3 separate regions of the Homo sapiens genome follow, and all the other regions are linked to region 1. Evidence: chromatin contacts called from ENCODE Hi-C or POLR2A ChIA-PET data. All regions are on one chromosome and are shown on one strand. The core of a region is the stretch at or near the end of the contact, and the rest is flanking DNA. Distances in the headings are between cores, read along the strand shown.

Region 1 (5,112 bases), core at 152-2,651:
TGGACCGCTTGCTGAGGTCCCTGGCATGGCTGTGCAAGAACGCAGCGCGCAGCTGGGAGTGCCACTAGGCAAGGCGCAGGCGCAGCGGCGACTCGGCAGCCTCTGAAAACTAGCCAGGGAAGCCGGGGCTCATTTATAGGATTTTAAAAATATTATTAAAGGCTTCACAAACTGTCTTGTTTAATAGCCACAACATTGGGAGGCCGAGGCAGGCGGATTACCTAAGGACGGAGTTCGAGACCAGCCTGGACAACATGGTGAAGCCCCGTCTCTACTGAAAATACAAATATTAGCCGGGTGTAGTGGCGCATGTTTGTAATCCCATATACTCAGGAGGCTGAGGCAGGAGAACCGCGTGAACCCGGCAGGCGGAGGTTGCAGTGAGCTGAGATAGTGCCACGGCACTCCAGCCTGGGCCACAGAGCAAAACTCTCTCAGAAAAAAAAAAAAAAATAGATACAACAATCTCCTTTTAACTGAAGAGGAATGATGTAAAGTTATATAAAGTTCAGAGGAATTGATGTAAAGTGAATCGTAAAGACTTTGGAATCTCCTACTAAAATATTTTAACAGGAAAGAGACACATCAGTGCATTTTACAAGCAGATCAATGTGGCGGTATCTAGCATGCATGGGGAAGGGATGGAGGAAGTTGTCAGTTTAGAAACTGAGTATAAACATTATTGAAATAGGACATGATAAGTACCTGGACCAGGGTAAAGGCAATGGAAAGGAAAAGGAAGCCACAGACCACAGATAGGAGGAATTCAAGGACTGTGTACCGAAATTCAGGAGAATGATGTGAAATAGATGCTCTGAATCCTCTATTCCCAGGAGGCAGCATTATGGAGTTAGGAGAAAATGCAGGAGCTTTGGATTCTAGTAGACCTGGGATTGAGTTTTTACACTGTTACTCTATATTCGAAGCAATATATTTAAACCAGCTGTGTCTTCCTTTTGTCCTTTATAAAACAAGAATAATAATGCTTATCACATAGAGATATTATGAGGATTGTATAAGACAATGTATCAAATAGTAGGTATTCGGTAAATGTTCCTTCTTTACTAAAGATAGAGAAACCATTTTCTGATGTACAAAGGGATGAAGAGCTGGCCCAATATGAATTTTCCCAAAGAAGTTAAATGAAAAGGATCTCATGATCCTTTTCAGGATTTATTATTTACGAATGTTAATATATTATTTTAATATTTTCTATCTTATGAAATAATTATTTGGTCAAAACATAAGACAATTGATAGGAATATACAGCATGGAAAATGGTTACCAACTAGAGCTGCAGGGTATCAGGGAATGTGACAAGGCAGCAAAATGTTTCTACACATGTCTGTTTTTTCAGGCATTATCTTTCTTGAGACTATCAAGTGTGTATTTAAGGAGCCATTCAACTTACTTCAGTGCATTTGCTTGCAAAGGGTGCAATGTGATGTTTCCTACTGGTAGGGTCGTATTTCATATGTGGTGATAGTGTTGCTGAACAAATAGGAAATATCCTTGCCTAGACTATATTTTATCATTTCATTATCTAGTGGTAAAGGAATGTGAGTTCTATTTACAAATAAACATTTTGTCTTACTTTTTTCTTTGTGATCTATTTTCTCCAAGTTGCATAATGTAATGAATTAATAAAGCTTAGTTGCTGGCCAAATCAATGGTGACTTTTTATGTTTTTAAATATAATATTAGGTTTAACTTATTTTTGTCATTAAAATATCATTTGTGAGTGCTTTTCAAAATGAAGTGCTTCTGAAATAAATCACATAATAAAACTAACCTTACTTTTGAAATACATTTTTATTGAAGCAAACACAAATCAATCTGAAATTCAGCATTTTGTAGCAGTTAAATGTATAGTCAGGCAGCTTCAACGTCAACTAGAGAAGTTGTGGTTTTAACCCCGAGATAGGGCTGATTATGCTGGTGCTATGGCAACCTATTGCACCATTTGGTAGCGCCTGTGTGCTTAACCGCATGAGCTGCGCCTCTTCCTTTCCTATAAAGACTCAGAATAAGAAAAACAGAAGTACACCGAAGAGAAGAAACCACAAGAGCAGTAAAGACACTGCTGTTAGCTTTTAGCTGTGCAAACAGCAGTCTTATGAGAACAACACATTGAAAACCTCTTCTATTTGAAAGTGTAGCTTTTCCCATTATGCCTGGGTTCCTTTAATGATTTTGAAAGTAAGCCAAGTGTTTCTGTTCAGAGTTTTCATTAAAGGGAAATAAGAAGAAATAAGCAGTGCATTTATCAGCCTTTGCTTTTATTGTCCTCAGCTTTAGGAGTGGGAGGCTTTTGTGCAGCCTCAGCAGACATTTTATTCTGTTTGTGAGATGGGAGATTAGTTTCTATTAGGTGGACTCCCTATAATCTAGCATTTATTTTCTGCTTTTTTTTATTATATTGTAGTTAGTTCACAAAAAAAAGTACAATTTTAATTCATCTCCTGGCTCATTTAGAAAGGGTTGTGGTTGGTGCTGTAAACACGTTTCTACATAACTAGATTAAATTCACAGACACTCACTGTCCTAGCACTGTTTATTTTCTATGGGGAGCTTCATTTACCTATTCTTTCCCTCACCCCACTTCTTTTACAAGGTATAGGTTGATCAGCAAAGGCTTTTGTATGTTTTCCTTTGTTTCAAAGTACAGACATAATATAATCATAACTTTTTTTTGCATGTTCTACTATTTTTCCTTCCTTAAAGATTTGGGTAAAAATACTGAAGGACAGACAAGTTCATGCTACCATTTTTGTTAGGCATAGGCCTGTTCACTTTTCTTCCCATTTTTCTGAAAAATAAGAATCTACCCCTTTTGTAGTCATTGTCCAGCAATTTACACTTTTTAACAATAAGTTTTAATGTGTGGTACTCTGAATCCCATTTTGATGGTTATACATAATATTTACTCATTTTTGAGTCCCTAATAGCTCTTTAGCACAAATACTGGATTTAGCATTAAATATTTTTTCCTTACAGTGCAATGCAGTTGAACAAGCATGGGGGTTTTTACAGTCAGACAGATCTGCATTTAAATCTAGACTCATTTTGCTACAAGTTCTTTATTTAGCCTTGCATACACGTTTTTATGATTTTGAGCTTTCATCTGTGAAAAGAAGAGAATACCATCTACTTTGTAGGATTTCTATAATGATTAGATAAAATAATATGTAACAGTATTTAGGACAGTGCCATTCACATAGTACCCGCTTATTAAATAGTAAACACTGTTGATAGCACCAAATACACTAATAAAAGATTTCACCACTTATGCAAACATCTTTTGATGATTCTTTGTTCTTTAATGATGATCGTAACCTATCCTAGAGGAAGCAAAGAGCTACAAAAACATACACTTACTAAGGGATTAATATAATTAAATGGTTTTTGCTATCTGAAGTATATTGCATAAATCAGGTATATATCCCTGGATTTAGGTAAATGAAAACAGACATTTTCATAAGAAGCAAAAAGATAATTAATATGGGAACAAACCTATTCTGGAAAATGTTTAAAAAGAGAATATGGGTAAGGAAGCATCTTTCTCAGTTGTTCTTAACCCTTGTTTCCATCATAATCACCATCAGAGCTTTAAGAAAATACCAGTGCACAGATCACGTTACCCCACAAACCTACTAAATCAGATTTTCCAGCGCTGGAGCCCAGAAATAGTCACCTTTAATCTAATTCCCAGTCAGGATTAATACAAATAAAGGATTGATATTTTTTCTTCCTCAGGATAATAATACTGGTTACACACACATAAATATACATAACTGATAACAAGCCAGAATTTTGTAAACTATGTTCTCAGAAACATTGCAGTTACATTGTACAAATGTCCTATAGTATGTCCATGGGAAAAAAATGGGTTTGTGGCAAATACTTTTAGGAGATCTTGAGCTAAACGAAGTGACATAAGTTTCTATGCTTTTAATATATTAACACACTTTATAAATATCTCAAAAGGGCATGTAGCATGAATTACTTCTGAAACAAATTTGACTATGGGACATTTAAAGGCACACAAATCTAAATCAAAGACTTCAATTTGACCATCATTGCACAGGAAGCGATAAAATTTTCCCCCTGACTTGTAGATAAATAGTTTAAGACAGAAAAAAAGCAGTGTAACTGATTGTTCTTAAATGGTTATCTAGTAGCCTTTATTAATTTTTTTGTCATTAATTGTTTCGTTAATCAACATGCCTGAAATATATAACATGATGTTTTAAACCAAATATAAAATACCTACAAATGCATTCCTAGTTTTGAGGTGTGTGTTTGCAAAGTCATATGTATTCACAAGCAAAAAACATTATTGTAAATATTGGACACCATAAGTCATTGGGAGACAGCTAGATATGGTTGCTATCTTTAAAATTTTTTAATTATTTGATTTTATTCCTCTCATGGCCACAAAAATTTGCCTTCTTTATCCTCAATACTGCTTTACATACTGATATTTTTCTTTATTATTTGCATTATTATTTAAAAGTGTGTATATAATTTGAAAGTTTAAATAGTACCATAAGGCCTAGAGTAAGTAAGAACAGTCTTTTGCTCCCACGACTCTCCCCTCCCTTGATATTTTGTGATTTTTAAATGTTATCTTTTATTGTAGTGCTGTTTCTTTAAAACAAAAAAAAAGATTTTTGCCAGTATCTATTGACTTCTTCTCTTGATCTTGAGATGTTGCTTTTTATAACCTCTTGCTCTTTGTTCATGGGTGCAATGTTTTCTCATTTCTGAAAATATGAATTGTAGTTGGTTATCCTCTCTTTTGCTCCTTGCATTGCCTCATTCTCCCAAGTGCCTCTTTTGTTTATTTGAGCTCTATCTTTCTTTCTTATTAGAGGCTTTGTTCTAGTGTTTCTTGGATGTCCATTTGTATTTAATAAAAGGCCTCAATAAAGGGATGTTGAAATTCTTTGGACATTGGTGGAGCTCATAAATTCATGTGCTTTAACTAGATTGAATGAAATCAGAAAGGCACTACACTCACTGAGTCTTAGTTTCCTTATATATCAAATGAACTGCATGTCAATAATCACTAAAATCCTTTGCTTCTGTCTGAGTAGAAATCTTTGGAAT
Region 2 (5,112 bases), core at 948-3,447, 490 kb before region 1:
GCTGCAGCCCTTGACTAGCTGGAAGATTTATGTTAGCAGATCACCTTTCTAATGGTCATGTTACTTAACTTATGGCAAATATGTTTAGAACAGTAAAATGATCAACAGAAATTATTTTTACTTGTGAAAGGATGTATTTGAAATTATTTCTTTAGCTACTGAAATATTTCTGCTTACTTATTTTCTGTTTAGCAATGAATTCAAGTGATGTTAAGGCATATCGGTTGTATGTGATGTATGGCAAACTATAATATTGAAACCATTAAATATTTAGATTTATTAAACTTCCCTTTACCTTTAGAATTTCCTTTAAAAGTTTCAAAGGCCAGGATATTGTGTAAAGAGCAAAAGAGCAAGTTTTTGTTTTGTTTTGTTTTGTTTTGTATTGTTATTTGCCAGTTATCATACAGGCTGGCAAGGAATGCTGAGACCTGCTTTGCAGTTCTTTGACCTACTGGATTGCCTACATAACTAGCTACAGAAGTAGCTCAAAGATACAGGATGGCTGGTGCATTTGTTGTTTGGCATACTTGGTAAGGATGTACAAGGATGTGTGGGCCCCATGACAGACAGTCTTTCCTGACAGTCCAACCTTTGCCCATACACATTCTTGGTTGAACTCAAATTTTCATATGAGTATACCACCCCATCAGCAATTCAGATTAGATATGCTGTCAGGTGCTGAGGAAAAATTCATCCAGTTTATCTCATACAACACTTGATGAGGACAATTATCAACAGAATGAGGCCAACCTGCAGTATTCACCTCAACCATGTACCCTAGGATTCTGGACTCAACAAATTAAGTAAAGTCCCAGACAGTACTAGTAGATATTATTTCAGATAATCATTTAGCTCCCTTCCTTATGGGAAGTATGGATTGTTCCATCTGAGCAGTGGTATTAATTCATACATATCTTGGTCAGCCAGCATGTAGTTTAGGCCAGTATGTTATGCATTATGACTTGTACAAAGGAATTTTAAGCTGACCTGCTGATATTCCAGAGTTTGCACAGCCCCATTGCCTGTGGTAACTAAAGTTAAGGATAGATTTCTGACCATTTGCTCTGTGGCATGAATTCCACTGTCAGGGAAAAGTACTTGCACTGCTATGTGGAATGAGAAGCCTGCATGTCCTCTGGGTAGTTTAGCCTAGATGAGGCACATGTTGTCTTCAATATCTAAACAGTCCAATTATGTGCCAGGCTTCCCTTTTGGTAGGTGGGGACTGCAGGGTAAGTAATTTTTCCTTTATTGTCTCAGGGCAGTCAGCATTGCTCCTGAGAATTTGACTCCGATGGCTAGTCCCTATATCTCATCAGGATTAATGAACCACCCCTGGGCCCTCATGTGAGTCAGCATCTCTTCCAAAGCCATTGCCAAGGGAGAAAGGCTTGTTCCACATCTCAGCATTGATGCAAACAGCAGGAGAATTCAGATACTCCCGTGGCTGCTCAGTAAATCTGTTTTGGAACCTGGAGATAAACTGATCTTAATTTTCTGGTACCCAAGGGATTGAGAAAGAGACAGTAGCAATATCCAAGATGGCATACCAGGTGTCATTAGTTTGTGCAGTTGATTCAGTCATGGTCACAATGTCTGGAACACCCAGAGCAACAGGGACAACAACTGAATTCAGTTGGTGAGAATCCACTGTAGGCTGCCAGCTCTCGTTAGTGTCAGTATCTAAAAGAACCATACAAGTTTGGATTGCCCACCTTGACCTTTCTTCCTGAAGTCTTTCCCGTGGGTAGAAAGACTTTGGCTGCATCTCTGGTCCCTTTATCTTTAAAGGATAGCAAATTAGGGTACAAAGGTACAAGGTTATGTAATGGAGGCAATGAAGGAGTAATTTATTCTAAGGTTGCCACTCAGCTTCTTAGTTCCGCTAGTAGAGGGGGATTGATTTCCATGGAGGAATCTGGCTCTATAGAGGCACTTCTGGTTTTAATCAGACTGCTTTGCTTTCAACCAGCTACCTGCTTCAGGGCTCCCATAGCACAATTTCTGGTGCCAATTTTTTGGGTGCTGATCCCATCTGTGTTTGCTTAGGGAATCCTTGTTTTAATAGTCATAGTGACATTGCCTTTTGGCTTTCCAAAAAGTCGTTGTCTATCTCAGCACACTGCTCGCTCTACCTTTTTTTGTTGTTGTTTTGTTTAGGTGAGAACCTGGATTTCATAGAGAATGCAAGGGGTAACACAGTTTTAGAGGAAATGACTAAGTAAGCTGATTAGCTTACCACAACTTCATAGGTGATAAAAGTAGATAAGACTTAGTGATGAAAGCAAGGCAGTTTTTTAAAGCACAGCAAACAGCAGGAGTATCAGCATAGTAGTACCAGTTTTCTTGCCTATAAGTTCAGTGGAGAGAAGTGATGGCCCTTCATGGTGGTTATGCTTGCATGAGTTGTGTGGCAGCTGAGGAGCCCAGAACTAAGGGCTCAGTACTTTTTGTAGCAGCTAGCAGGGAAGCCTGACACCATTGGCAGGGAGTAAGCAGTTGTACTGAAGTCCCTGTAGTTACTTTGACCCGTGCCACTAGCTACATAGAAAGGGCTCAGGGACAGAAGATACTTAGACCTTGTAGTTTTGTCTGCTTCTTGAGGCTGTGCTGCAAACACTTGGCTCTCCTGATATATTATTATCAATATGAAACACCTAAAATATTATAAGAATAGGTATTTTTCAAATAATGTGCATGAAATAGTATAGTAATACTATATCTGAGTTCTGCTTTCAGAGTTAATAAAACACTTGTATAATTTATGTCGCGAAGTCATCCTACTTGGTGAAGTAGGCCAGGAAAGTTGATCATCTCCATTTTGCAGAAAAGAAAACTGATGCTCACAGAGGGTAAGTGGCACGTGGCAGATTATATGTGAAAGTTGTGCAACCAGGCATTGAACCTCATCTGTTTTCTTTTACTATCCTAAATCAAGTGCGCTTGAATGAGTAGAAAGTGATGATTTGTAGGTTATGGATAATATTTACATATCTGAATATTTCAATAAAATTGTTACTCTCTTGAAACTTCAAAATCCTAAGTTAACAGTTTGCCTAGGAAATACATTGGTGTTAAAATTTAGTTCAGTTTATGTGTGGCATGTTACGTATTTTGAATATAAGTCTGAATTAAGATTTTACTGGTATTAGTGTCATATAGGAAAAGAAAGTGGAAAAGAATGCTATTTGAAAGGATTTTTTAAAAACGTTGTTATTTTTGTTTAATTTTCATGTCGTAAGTCCCTAGTTGTATGAACTGACATCTTACAATTAGATAAGTTATATTTAAAGCACAATTGAGAGAAAAAGTTCATATTTATTTGCATCTTTCGAGTTAAAAGAACTAAAGATTCGTTCTAACTCTGAGTGGTATGAACAGTAAGCAGTAGGATACTACTAAGTAGAAGATCATAGTAGTCAGGCTAGTGTTAGGTCAGACTTTCCATTATTAATCCTTCTTTTGGTATATATAACTTTTGGTTGAAAATTCTAAGGAACAATTTGTATACAAATTTTCGGCCTGGGTTGAACAAATATGTCATGACCCACTTACAGGCCTCATTAAACATTTGGATTAATGTTAAGGGCTTTTAAGATGAAGGCAAATTTTATGTTTTAGAATATGTTTTCAAAGTATTTGTTCTTTTGGGACAAACAGCTTAAAGTTATTTTATTCATTCCTTCTGGGGCTGCTTTATTTTTAGTATTAAACTCAGAATAGCTACCAAGCTCAAGTGATAAACTTTAAAAACCTATAAATTGTAATCATTATGAATCAAAACAGCATTTAATCGCAAGAAGCTGTTGGATGTGAATAAAGAATTTGTGTATTAATTGATTAAAAAGTTAAACTTATCTCCAGGTTTCAATGATATTTTTAAAAAGAGAGGAGGGTCATTATTTTGTGGCTACTTAATTATTTAATTTGTATTGCCATATAGGCAAATGTTAAGAATGCAACATCTTGAATAATTCTTTCCTATACTTTGAGTAATTTTATTTTGAAAAATGCTTGCATTTTATTTGAAACACATGAAACAGAAGTATTTTAATGAAAATATTACTGCCACATTAAGTTTTCTGTTCTTGAAGATGTATAAAAATTACCCCATTTTATCTCCCTAACACTATCAGAGTTGCCATCAAAATCCGCTATGAAAACTTATCATTTAGTATATATTAAAGCATTCATCTGGGAACATGTTGTCAGCTTTCAGTCAGTTGCAACAAACAACAGACTTTTAGAGACTCCTCTAAATTTCAGCGTGCCTCCGTCTTCTTAAATCTATACCCCTGATATTTTCTCACACAACAAGTAAACCAACCTAAACTGGCAGAGAGGTGGAATTTTTATGCCAGTATTTTTCTTTAATGCTTTTGGATGACTTAAGCTTTAATAAAATGCATATTTATTAAGAGTATACTGTTTTATGGACTTCTAGAATAAAAATACAGTTTTACTAAATAAAATTGAACAGAATTAATCAGATATTATAGAGAAGACATGCTTCTCTGTGTATTTAGAGGATACTCTCTAAAGTCCCTTGTAACTCTGAATTTTAAAATCTGTGACTCATTCTGGTCCTAGATCATTTTTTTGCATTCTTATAAATGCAAATGTATCTGTAATTAAGTAATTGTTAATGGAATTACAAATTGAGAAATTTAGTAACTTTTCCTAGGAATGGTTTGTTTCTTTTTTATTTCTACCGTTATTAGGAGAGTGGCCCTGAAAGAGAAGGATGATAATTTTTTTTGTTTTATTTCCAACATATGGAATTTGTTATAATCTTCTTAGAATCTTGGCTTTTCTAGACTAGTAGAAGGATTTTGCTATGCTTCCTATTAGATAAATAGTAAAGAGGTGGTCATGAGTTTTATATAGTACTTTGTTTAGTGCATTTGCTTTTATTTCATACTTTGATGTATTCATATCATTTATAGATTTTTTAGAGTGTTTTGAAACAAGTAGTAACATCAACACTTAAGTTTACAAAATATTTTTTTTCTAACTCAGTAGATCAAACAGGGAAACTAACACATCAAGGGGTCCTAGGCCTTTAATCCCGCTGGGTCCTGGCAGAAGTGAAATGCTCTTTTCACTATG
Region 3 (5,112 bases), core at 1,500-3,999, 430 kb before region 1:
TATGTCCCATCAATACCAATTTATTGAGAGTTTTTAGCATGAAGCGTTGTTGAATTTTGTCAAAGGCCTTTTCTGCATCTATTGAGATAATCATGTGGTTTTTGTCTTTGGTTCTGTTTATATGCTGGATTACATTGATTTGCGTATACTGAACCAGCCTTGCATCCCAGTGATGAAGCCCACTTGATCATGGTGGATAAGCTTTTTGATGTGCTGCTGGATTCGGTTTGTCAGTATTTTATTGAGGATTTTTGCATCAATGTTCATCAAGGATATTGGTCTAAAATTCTCTTTTTTGGTTGTGTCTCTGCCCGGCTTTGGTATCAGGATGATGCTGGCCTCATAAAATGAGTTAGGGAGGATTCTCTCTTTTTCTGTTGATTGGAATAGTTTCAGAAGGAATGGTACCAGTTCCTCCTTATACCTCTGGTAGAATTCGGCTGTAAATCCATCTGGTCCTGGACTCTTTTTGGTTGGTAAGCTATTGATTATTGCCACAATTTCAGAGCTGTTATTGGTTTATTCAGAGATTCAACTTCTTCCTGGTTTAGTCTTGGGAGGGTGTATGTGTCAAGGAATTTATCCATTTCTTCTAGATTTTCTAGTTTATTTGCGTAGAGGTGTTTGTAGTATTCTCTGATGGTAGTTTGTATTTCTGTGGGATCGGTGGTGATATCCCCTTTATCATTTTTTATTGCGTCTATTTGATTCTTCTCTCTTTTCTTCTTTATTAGTCTTGCTAGCAGTCTATCAATTTTGTTGATCCTTTCAAAAAACCAGCTCCTGGATTCATTAATTTTTTGAAGGGTTTTTGTGTCTCTATTTCCTTCAGTTCTGCTCTGATTTTAGTTATTTCTTGCCTTGTGCTAGCTTTGGAATGTGTTTGCTTTTGCTTTTCTAGTTCTTTTAATTGTGATGTTAAGGTGTCAGTTTTGGATCTTTCCTGGTTTCTCTTGTGGGCATTTAGTGCTATAAATTGCCCTCTACACACTGCTTTGAATGTGTCCCAGAGATTCTGGTACGTTGTGTCTTTGTTCTCGTTGGTTTCAAAGAACATCTTTATTTCTGCCTTCATTTCGTTATGTACCCAGTAGTCATTCAGGAGCAGGTTGTTCAGTTTCCACACAGTTGAGCGGTTTTGAGTGAGTTTCTTAATCCTGAGTTCTAGTTTGATTGCCCTGTGGTCTGAGAGACAGTTTGTTATAATTTCTGATCTTTTACATTTGTTGAGGAGAGCTTTACTTCCACCTATGTGGTCAATTTTGGAATAGGTGTGGTGTGGTGCTGAAAAAAATGTATATTCTGTTGATTTAGGTTGGAGAGTTCTGTAGATGTCTATTAGGTCTGCTTGGTGCAGAGCTGAGTTCAATTCCTGGGTATCCTTTGCAAGGAGTTCTTATCTAAAAGTTCAGACTCTTCATCCCTATGTTGTATCCTTCTTCCTTAATTAACTTCCTTTTTAGGCTTTCCTATCTCACATACTATATATATATATATATATATATATATATATATATATATAAAAAGTACATATATACACATATATATGTATGTTTATATATTTATTAAAACATGTATATGTATGTTTTATATATTAAAACATATATGTATGTTTATATATTAAAACATATGTATGTTTATGTATTAAAACATGTATGTATGTTTACATATTTATTAAAACATGTATGTATGTTTTATATATTTATTAAAACACACATATATATATATGTATGTTTTAATGTATTCCTTGTTTATTCCCCTCACTAGAATGTAAGTTCCTCAGGTACAGGGATTATTGTCTCTCTAGTCTGCTACTGTATCGTCAGTGTGTAGGACAGTGCCTGGCATAAGTTCAGTAAATATTTGTTGTTGAGTGAATGGATGTCTGCAAACTTACCCTATGTGTCACCTACATATATGAAAATGATCAGTGATTGTGTGTATTGCGTGTATATTGTGTGATTGAAAATTTTTCTGACATTTTTAATTACAGAAGGCCTTACGACCGGATATGGGCTATAATACATTAGCCAACTTTCGAATAGAAAAGAAAATTGGTCGCGGACAATTTAGTGAAGTTTATAGAGCAGCCTGTCTCTTGGATGGAGTACCAGTAGCTTTAAAAAAAGTGCAGGTAAGATGACTTTAATTATATAAATCAATGTAAAATTATACTATGTGAATTATAGATGAGAAAAGTATATCCTGAATGATTGGGTACTGATAGCCTTAAGTTGAGAATGCTGGGAAAGATTGAACGTTGTATTTTAAAAGCCAGAAACAAGTGTAGTATGGAGTGGAAATATTAGTTTTAACACTATTTCTAGGCTTTAAAAATTTAGCTCGTATTGAACCTCAAAAAGCTTTCACAACTCTAGATTTTAAGAGGCAGATTTGAGTCATCACCATTACTTCTACCTGGACATTTAACTAGATGTTGAATACTCACTGAAGTTCTACAGCTATAGGCACTGTAGTCAGAAACTAGAGTCACAAAATGTACTGCCCGAAGTTAGTAAATGGCAGTTAAACTATACCAGCAAAAAAATGAAAGGAAAATGAAGTGAACTTTATTTACTTGGAAATAAAAACGAGGCAGATAAAATTAGAACATTGATACCTAACTTTAAAATCTCTTATTGTATTTGTGTCATTCTGGAATCAGATTTGCTCTCTAATCCAGACCCTTTCCTGTCTTCTCGAATTCATTTATCTTGCTCCAGCTCCTCTTTCCAAGTCCTGCCCTAACCCTGGAGTTGCAGTCCAACTGAGCTACCCTGGAATGCTCACTTGCCAGAGCCCTGAGTGTTTCACTTGCCCTAATGAGGTCCTCTGGCCTAGAAAGTACTTGTCTTTCTGCCTTCCAGTGTGTATGACATCAAACAGTAAATCACACAGTGAATCATACACTTTTACTTCCCTTTTTCAATTATGGTAATAGTTATTCTTCACCTGTGCTACAGACTATTTTGCTTTGCAACTCTTTTATCTTTTTTCTGCAGATACCTGTGAAATCTAAATGTCTTTTTTTTTTTAAACTTCTTAAGATGATTAGTATACTTGTGACAGCCAATATAGAGATGAACAGTTTTAATTTACATTTAAAAATGAAACTAATGATTTATAAAAGGTTTTATCTGGTATATGTGTTAGATGTAAACAATAATAGAGATACCCGCATATCCACAAGGCAGCTTAAGAAATAAACATTAAAAATATTTTCGACATGTGTGTGCTACTCCCTTCCCTCAGAGATAACCATATCCTGAATGTAATGTTTATCATTCCTTTGTTTTTCTTTATTGTTTTTCCTACATTGGTATGAATTTCTAAAATAGTCTATTGTTTACTTTTGCATTTTTTTAAACTTTACATAAATGAAGCATGTTTTATATATGTATTACACGCACACACACTCACACAGCTTGCTTTTTTCACATAGCTTCGTGTTTGAGCAATTAGTCCGTGTTGGTGCATGTGCTGTAGTTTATCCTTTTTGCTACTGTATAATATTCACTTGTTCTTGTTGATTGTTGTTTAAGTTGTTTACAGTTATTTGCTATTACAAACAATGCTTCTCTGATATTCTCATGTCTTTCCTAGTTTACACATACAAGAATTTCTCTCTTGTTTGTGCTTAAGAGTGGAAATGACTGCATCCCACAGGGGATGCATGTGTACTGCAAGTTAATGCCAAGTTGCTTTCCAAAGTTGCACTGGTGTAAGTTTTCGCCAGCAGCATATAAGAATTGCAGTCTTCTCTGTTTTAATATGCCACTCAGAGCTTAAGAAAACACAATATGGGATGTAGTTATTAGTGTTTATGAAAGAGATTACTTTTGGAACGATTATTCCCTTACAAAAGAACTCTGATTCATTTTTAAAATGGATTAAATTTCTACTGTGATCTCTGAGCACCCAGGGAAATAAAAAAGAAACTAGTGGTATTATTCCTGCCCTCCAGGGGAACAAGAGTCTATCTAGAACAGTTTAATGTTAAACCCTGTGGCATGGGTTCCTGATTTAAATAAGAGTTCACAGAATGGAGATGTCAATTTGAGCTGTTGGAATTGGTGGAATTGGAACTTAAGCCAGGCTATAAATATGAGCCCAGATTGTGGTGAGCATTGGAGCCAGACAGAGGAATTTGAACCGTAGGCAATTGAGGATGCATTGTGGACTCTCAAGTAGAGTAACAATCTTCAAAATCCATTATTTTCAAAGTAAAATTACAAGCTCAACATACAGAATAGAATGGAGAGAACATAGCTGCCAATCTGCCACAGATTGTCAAGATGGGAGGTTGGATGGATTGAGATCCATTTGGAGGTCTCTGGGGACTCTTGGATCCCTTCTCTGATTCTGAGTGTGGAAAACAGGGCTCAATTCTGTCTCTAGTGATTATATTTTACATTGCAGAACCTTCTCATTAGAAACAGAAAGAAAGAAGGGAAGAAAGAAAGAATGGAGGAAGGGGTGGAGGGAGGAAGAAAAAAGCTCTTGCTGCATTTTTCTATTGATTGGGAATTTGAATAAGTGTGAGTTAATTTGCACAATTGTATTTCCATTCAGTATTAATTGGACATTACCCTCTAGCTGCCTCTGTTTTACGCTGTGATAAACCTCAAATTACTGTAGGAAGTTAAAGTTTATTCTTTTGGATTATCCCATTCCTTTCTGCTTTAGTGTGGATATTGTGACATCTAGTTTAAACCTAATTTCTTCATAGAAGACAGAAATGATATTGTGAAGATATTCTTACCTTATTTATTAGGGAGCAACGCCTTAAACCTTTGTAAGGAGAAATATATTTGCATTTTAGACATATTGATTCTTGTGACATATTACACTTGTGCTGAACAGGAAAACCCATGGTTCTTTATTTTTAAAAAGTCATCTCTGCAGCTTAAAATACAAAATTTTATAATATTGCTGACCAATGCTTTTCCTTTTTGAAGAATGCTAACCTAACTCTTTAAAAAAACCCTAAAGAATTAAATATTGAATTTCCTCATGCAACTTGTTATTTTAAGGCTATATTACTTGTCTCAAGAACTGTATTACTGTTCCCAGGTCCACTAGACTCCTTGAATACTTTGGTTGAGTTCATAA

The links. Hi-C counts contacts between places; a loop is a spot of excess contacts on that map. ChIA-PET counts read pairs that join two places held with the same protein, here RNA polymerase II (POLR2A). Pooled maps may share reads with other maps.
Region 2: a loop to region 1 is called in a pooled map, with 2.8 times the contacts of the local background. The contact joins two enhancer-like sites. A Hi-C loop is called at or near these places in 2 of 50 pooled maps. POLR2A ChIA-PET finds 5 or more read pairs at or near these places in 5 of 52 experiments (BJ, GM10248, H1 and 2 more).
Region 3: a loop to region 1 is called in a map of MCF 10A, with 4 times the contacts of the local background. The contact joins two enhancer-like sites. A Hi-C loop is called at or near these places in 1 of 168 maps with a recorded cell type or tissue (MCF 10A), 20 of 37 single-sample maps with no recorded cell type and 14 of 50 pooled maps. POLR2A ChIA-PET finds 5 or more read pairs at or near these places in 1 of 52 experiments (activated naive CD8-positive, alpha-beta T cell).

Annotation. Positions count from the first base shown.
Region 1 is chr1:198,680,015-198,685,126 of GRCh38, forward strand. The region is part of intron 2 of PTPRC (protein tyrosine phosphatase receptor type C); the gene reads left to right. It also overlaps the pseudogene PEBP1P3. Among named protein-coding and RNA genes, the nearest start is that of PTPRC-AS1, 15 kb to the left of the region's middle. RefSeq lists an enhancer at 1,656-2,226. Within about 2 kb of position 1,402, at least 16 of the 41 ENCODE cell types and tissues checked have a DNase peak (open chromatin) inside an H3K27ac peak, as active enhancers do.
Region 2 is chr1:198,186,039-198,191,150 of GRCh38, forward strand. All of the region lies in intron 1 of NEK7 (NIMA related kinase 7), which reads left to right. Among named protein-coding and RNA genes, the nearest start is that of NEK7, 32 kb to the left of the region's middle. Within about 2 kb of position 2,198, at least 3 of the 41 ENCODE cell types and tissues checked have a DNase peak (open chromatin) inside an H3K27ac peak, as active enhancers do.
Region 3 is chr1:198,251,047-198,256,158 of GRCh38, forward strand. NEK7 (NIMA related kinase 7) reads left to right here. Exons shown (of 10, transcript NM_133494.3): 3 at 1,994-2,134. Among named protein-coding and RNA genes, the nearest start is that of NEK7, 97 kb to the left of the region's middle. Within about 2 kb of position 2,750, at least 4 of the 41 ENCODE cell types and tissues checked have a DNase peak (open chromatin) inside an H3K27ac peak, as active enhancers do.